Linked DNA regions of Homo sapiens: region 2 is linked to region 1. The links are chromatin contacts, found by Hi-C or POLR2A ChIA-PET in ENCODE. All regions are on one chromosome and are shown on one strand. The core of a region is the stretch at or near the end of the contact, and the rest is flanking DNA. Distances in the headings are between cores, read along the strand shown.

Region 1 (2,782 bases), core at 118-2,617:
TGAGACACCTCCACAGAATGCACCCCTCTCACTTGACCTCTGAAGAAACAGACCAGAGCTGAGATTTCTTGTCCCAGCTTGACAGTGGCAGAACCCAGACCCGGGGACCCTTGACTCTCTGTCCAGTGCTCTCCCGGCCTGTCCTGGATGCGTACTCCAGCATCGTCACCTCTGAAAAGGGCCTGGATGGAGCTGCTTAGAGAAAAGAGGTGTTCACCAGCCTTCAGCTACGTATAGAAACAGCAACGAAAACAGCTTTTTTGCAAAGCATGTAAATACCTATCCATGCAGGTACTTTAGACCAGAGTTTCATGGAAACTGAAACCGAGCAGGAAGAGGTGGCACACATGTTGTCCGCAAACTTTCACCAATCCCAGACCTCCACCTCCCCTTTTCGGGGATGTAAACCTGGGAAACTTGAAGACCTTGTGGTCCAATCCTAGGCGAGTGGGGACAGCATCTAGACGCAACGGCTTTCTGCGCGGTGGCTGTGGGAGGCCTCTGCGGGAAGGTGGGAAGGCCCTCGTGGAAACGGGGCACGGTCCTTCTGCGCCCGCCTTCCAAGCCCCTCCAGAGGCCGGACCCGCGCCCGGCTCAGGCTGCTGGGGGGCGCCCTTCCCGGCTCTCTAAGTCCAGAGTGTGAGTGCGCGCAGGGCCGCGCGGGACGGGCGGTCCCTCTGCCCCGGGGCAGCGGCCACAGCGCGGGCACCAGGGCCTCCCGCGGCGCTTCCGCTCTCACCTGCGCGGCAGCCCGCGGTGCGCGAGAACAAAGTGTGGGCGCCGGCGGGCCGCGCGCCCCGAGACGGAGGAGGCCGGAGACTCCCGCCACGCCACCCCGCGCCCATCTCACCTGCCGCCTCACCTGCCCGGTCCTGGCCTCCAACCGGCGGGCGGGGGCGCCCAGAGCTTCGAAGCACTGCAGAGCTCTGGCGCGGGAGGAAAGGCCCGACCTGGCGCCGGGGCCTCCGCCCCCGTCCTCGCCCGCGCTGGCTCCGCCAGCCCCGGGGCGCGCGCTCCTCGACCCCGACCCCGAACCCGCTGAACGGCGCGCGCGCCTGAGCGCCCCTCCCGGCCCGCTCCCCTCCACCGGGCGAGAGAACCGGGGCGCGCCCCTCTCCAGCTCTCCCCGGTACGAGCGGCCGCGTGGGCCCCTGAGCGCGCACCTGACCCCGTCCCTCACCCTTCGGGCCGCGGGCTGGACCTCTGGACGCGCTCCCCGTGACCGGCCCCGCGGTACGAGCTCCCGAACGCGCCCGCCCCGCCCCCCGTCGGCCCCGCCCCCTCCCCGCCAGCCCCGGCCCCGGCCCCGGCCCCGGCCCCGCCCCCTCCCCGCCAGCCCTCCGGGCTCCCTCCGCCGCCGGGCCGGCACTTTCTTTCCAAGTTACGGCGCAAGTTCTGCGGCGCTCGGAGCCTCCCTTGCGATCCCACGGCCGGGACTGCCCGGAGTGCATGGGCGCGGGCCAGGGACGCTGAGCGGTCGCGCCATGGAGGGCGCCGAGCCCCGCGCGCGGCCCGAGCGCCTGGCCGAGGCCGAGACGCGGGCGGCGGACGGCGGGCGCCTGGTGGAGGTGCAGCTGAGCGGCGGCGCCCCGTGGGGCTTCACCCTGAAGGGCGGCCGCGAGCACGGCGAGCCGCTGGTCATCACCAAGGTAAGGCGGCCGCGGGGCGCGGGCGCTGACAGCCGGGAGCTGGCCGCCCTGCGGGGCGCGTCGAGGTAGGGGCGCGGGAGGGGCGGTAGGCTCGCGCCCCCGGGTCTGGCGCGCGCGTCTGCTGGGGTCACCTGCCGGGCCTGGGCGCCGGGACCGGCGTGGGCGTGTGATCCTGGCGGTTCCCCGCGCCTCGCAGAGTTTAAATGGCTCCTGCCCGGAGTCCCTTTCCCCTCCCCCTCCCTCCTCCGGGCAGGGGCCTGGCCGGGTCCTCTGGCGCTCCCGGGCCCGCCAGTGGCGGCCTGCACCTGCGGGGCTGCCTGGAGGCCAGCGAAGGAACGTGTCCCCGAGCCGTCCCCACCTATGTTTGCCTCTCTGGGGTCCCTGGTTCGGCACCCCTTGGACCCGTGCCTGTGATCACTACGAAATCCAGAGTAGCAGCTGTCGCCAGCGCAACTTCTCGATTCCCTTCAGCCCATCAATGTTTACTGACTTTCGGCTTCCAGTCCCAGATCCACTGCGCACTGGATACCTGCGCAAACTTAGAGAAACCTGAAAGCCTGCTTCCTAAGAGCAGGACCCGAGTTCTAATAATAATAAAGAAATTCCAGATGTATCTCATCAGGAATGTTGTGTGTGTGTGTGTGGTTTGCTTTAGAACATTGAATTTTATTGTCTCAAAACAAAATCCATCTGGAAACTTACCAGTTGAACCTGTATGAACTTGTAAAAGCAAACACATAAACAACAGTCCAGTCACCCTGTGTTCTAGTTAAAAGTGTGTAGTGGTCATTTTCTCTGGGAAGGGTTGAGTCGGACCTTTCGTGTGGACGAAGTTCCTTTTAAAATGTAAAGATTCTTGGCGACTAGAAGCGTTTGAAGATAATTTACTGGTTTTCTCGGCTTTCCTGCCTCTCCACAGCAGGAAGAAATTAAGTGATTCCTAACCCGCCGCACTGGTAATCAGTTTGGGAAGTGGGATGGCTTTGTTGTTCAAATAGCAAATGAGACACCAGCGTCTTCCATTCTATATTTTCTGTCGCTTTTATGATTACAAAACTTTGTGGAGGGATTTGGAGAAGCCTTGTTTAGCTTTGCACTAAATTTTTGTTGAACTCAGGAAAGAGGTTGCCATT
Region 2 (2,782 bases), core at 132-2,631, 80 kb after region 1:
TGGTGACACATGCCTGTAGTCCCACCTTCTTGGGAGGCTGAGGCAGGAGGATCGCTTGAGCCTGGGAGTTCGAGGCTGCAGTGAGCTGTGATCGCACCACTGCACTCCAGCCTGTGCAACAGAGCGAGACCCAGTCTCAAAAACAAAAAGCAAACCTATGAGTATAAGTAATTTAAGCTGCTCAAGACATATTAAAGGCCTGACCATGACTGCAAATTGCCAGTCAGTATGCTTTGTGCTGTAGGATATGAAAACTGTCCACCCAGCCTAGCACCCAAGACAGTCAAAGCCTCTCATAAAATATATACCAAAAAACAACTAGCAAATGATTTCACCTCTTTTAAAAAAAGCATTTATGCTTAAAACATGGAATTAGGTGGGATTCTCTCCTTAAAAATGTTTACAGAACTACTAAAAAACTTGCATTTACAAAACAGTTGCTGAAAGTATTCCCCTGGCATATATGGGAAGGGAGACAGGGGCTGCTGAGCAGTGTATGATAGTAATCAGGTTTCTTTCCCTCCTGCTTCCTGGGAGCCTGGACTCTACTTGCATTTAGACTCCGCTTCCTGCAGGTCAATCTTCAGGTTCCTGCTGAGCCACTTCAGCCCATTTGCCCTTTGCTCCCCCTTTTCTCTTTTGTGCTTTTTTTCCCTAAGGATTTATCCTTTCCTGCTGCCTTTTTTTTTTTTTTTTTTTTTTTTGAGTTGGAGTCTCGCTGTGTTGCCCAGGCTGGAGTGCAGTGGCTCCATCTCGACTCACTGCAAGCTCTGCCTCCCAGGTTCACACTATTCTCCTGCCTCAGCCTCCCGAGTAGCTGGGACTACAGGTGCCCGCCACCACACCTGGATAATTTTTTGTATTTTTAGTAGAGACGGGGTTTCACCATGTTAGCCAGGATGGTCTCGATCTCCTGACCTCATGATTCGCCCACCTCACCCTCCCAAAGTGCTGAGATTACAAGCGTGAGCCACCGCGCCTGGCCTCCTGCTGCCTTTTTGGGCTTCATTTCCACTTCTGCAGAAGCAGGTTGAGCCGACAGCCTGGCGGACCTCTGGGCTGTGCCTTGGCCACCCCTGGGGCTGACCTGACCTTCCCCTTGGGCATCTTGGCGGTGCCTGGTGCCTGCTGCCCAAAAGCCTTATGAATCTGGATGCACCGCAACTCCCTTCCCTGCCCTGGCCTCTGGGACCACAGCAGGGGCCAGGAATTTTTTTTTTTTTTTTTTTTTTTTAAGTCTCAACACATTTGGGTGGGGATTTCCATCTTCTAGGGGCTTCCCTGTTATCGGAGCACAAGTCTGTCTCACAGAGAACCTTCAGTGTGGACAAGGTGTTCTCATTTATTTCCCAACGTGTCTCTTTCCTGGATGAGTCAGGTTTCCTTTCTGAAGACGCCGAGCTCAATAAATTAAGCAGACTGAGAGGTGACTTCAGTGCTTGTCCTCATCATGCAGATATTTTATCTCTGGAAAGCGAAGCATTGTTGAGGTGGTCAGAATTGATCAATTGCAGGTGTGACTCATAGCCCTTGAAATATGATATTGGACTTAAAAAAAAACTGCTTTCTCTCCTCTCATTTTGATTTCTGGTCACTGTGATTTTCCAAATCCCTCAAGCTGAAAACCCTGCGGCAGGTGACATGTCCAGATCTTCCTTCCCAGCCTCTGGAGTTGGTGCATTACTCCCGTGATTTTTCTCTGCCTCTTACCCCAGGAGTTCTGCAGAGATGTAGGGGTAGTGCCCATCAGGGTCGTTGTCCTTGTCGTTTTATTCTTATTGCCAAATAAATTCATTTGTGTGTGACTATAAGACGAGTCTTCCAGAAGCAGCTGCTGTAGTGATGAGTTCACTCCTCCACTGCCATGGCTGCCTTCGCTGGGCCCCCACTGCCTGCAGGACAGCGTCCAGATTCCCATTCCAGGGCGGGGTCCTCGTCTTCCCCCACTTCGGCCCTATCTTCAGACACTCCCCTGCACACACACTCATGCCTCAGGCCTCCTGCCTCCACGCCCTTCTTCACGGGGAAGCCTCTGCGGAAGGCCTTCCCAGCTTTTTCTAGTTGCCGTTTCTATTTGGAGGCCTTCTTATCTCCACCCGAGACAGAGGGTCACATCCCCCTCATGCTGCCACTGCAGGGACCCCATTCTTTTCAGCGTGAGCCTGCTCCCCCGCTGCACTCAGGATGCCCTTGCCCTTATGGGACTTCATTTGGATTGTCTCTTCAACGAAGTATCAACAACTTTGTTCCATAAAAGACTTTGATTAACTGTTTTTTTCCTGCTGTTCCTAGAGAAAACATTTCCATGAGAACAATGAGGCATTCTGCACGTTAGGAGACGTTGAACTCTAATCGGGGCCATAAGAGTGAGTTTCCACACAGAATATCAGTTAATAACTAAAACAACAGTATTTGCCCGGGTGTGTGGACTTGGTGCTTTGGGTCTGTGAGTGCCCATAGCATGGCACCTGGGCCGGCATCGTCATGGGTCGGGGATGATTGACTTCCTAGCTTTTTGTAGAGGGGCTTTTTGAGGTTAGAGCAAGTGAGAGCAAAGATTTTTCCTAAGTACTACAGGACAGAACTTCCTCATTTGTGGCTCTGGCACTCCACAGACATTAAGCGGCTGTCACTAATCGGTGCAGTGCCAAGTGCTTCCTTACCTTGTAGACCTGGGACTGTGACAAAATGAGCATCATTGTGATGCTATCACGCATGCGGCACCTTCCCTAAGGTGCCTAATTAAGCCTAATTAATTCTACTGAACTTGAGAAGTTCAGTG

The links. Hi-C counts contacts between places; a loop is a spot of excess contacts on that map. ChIA-PET counts read pairs that join two places held with the same protein, here RNA polymerase II (POLR2A). Pooled maps may share reads with other maps.
Region 2: a loop to region 1 is called in a map of Calu3, with 4 times the contacts of the local background. The contact joins the enhancer-like site here to the promoter of SHROOM2 in region 1. A Hi-C loop is called at or near these places in 5 of 168 maps with a recorded cell type or tissue (Caco-2, Calu3, IMR-90 and 2 more) and 3 of 50 pooled maps. POLR2A ChIA-PET finds 5 or more read pairs at or near these places in 1 of 52 experiments (Caco-2).

The regions. Positions count from the first base shown.
Region 1 is chrX:9,785,062-9,787,843 of GRCh38, forward strand. It overlaps SHROOM2 (shroom family member 2), which reads left to right and starts at 1,368. Exons shown (of 10, transcript NM_001649.4): 1 at 1,368-1,649. The coding sequence starts at 1,485.
Region 2 is chrX:9,864,875-9,867,656 of GRCh38, forward strand. All of the region lies in intron 1 of SHROOM2 (shroom family member 2), which reads left to right. It also overlaps the pseudogene HMGN1P33. Among named protein-coding and RNA genes, the nearest start is that of SHROOM2, 80 kb to the left of the region's middle. RefSeq lists enhancers at 548-1,514, 1,515-2,480. Within about 2 kb of position 1,382, at least 3 of the 41 ENCODE cell types and tissues checked have a DNase peak (open chromatin) inside an H3K27ac peak, as active enhancers do; they include endothelial cell of umbilical vein, where a contact is called at or near this core.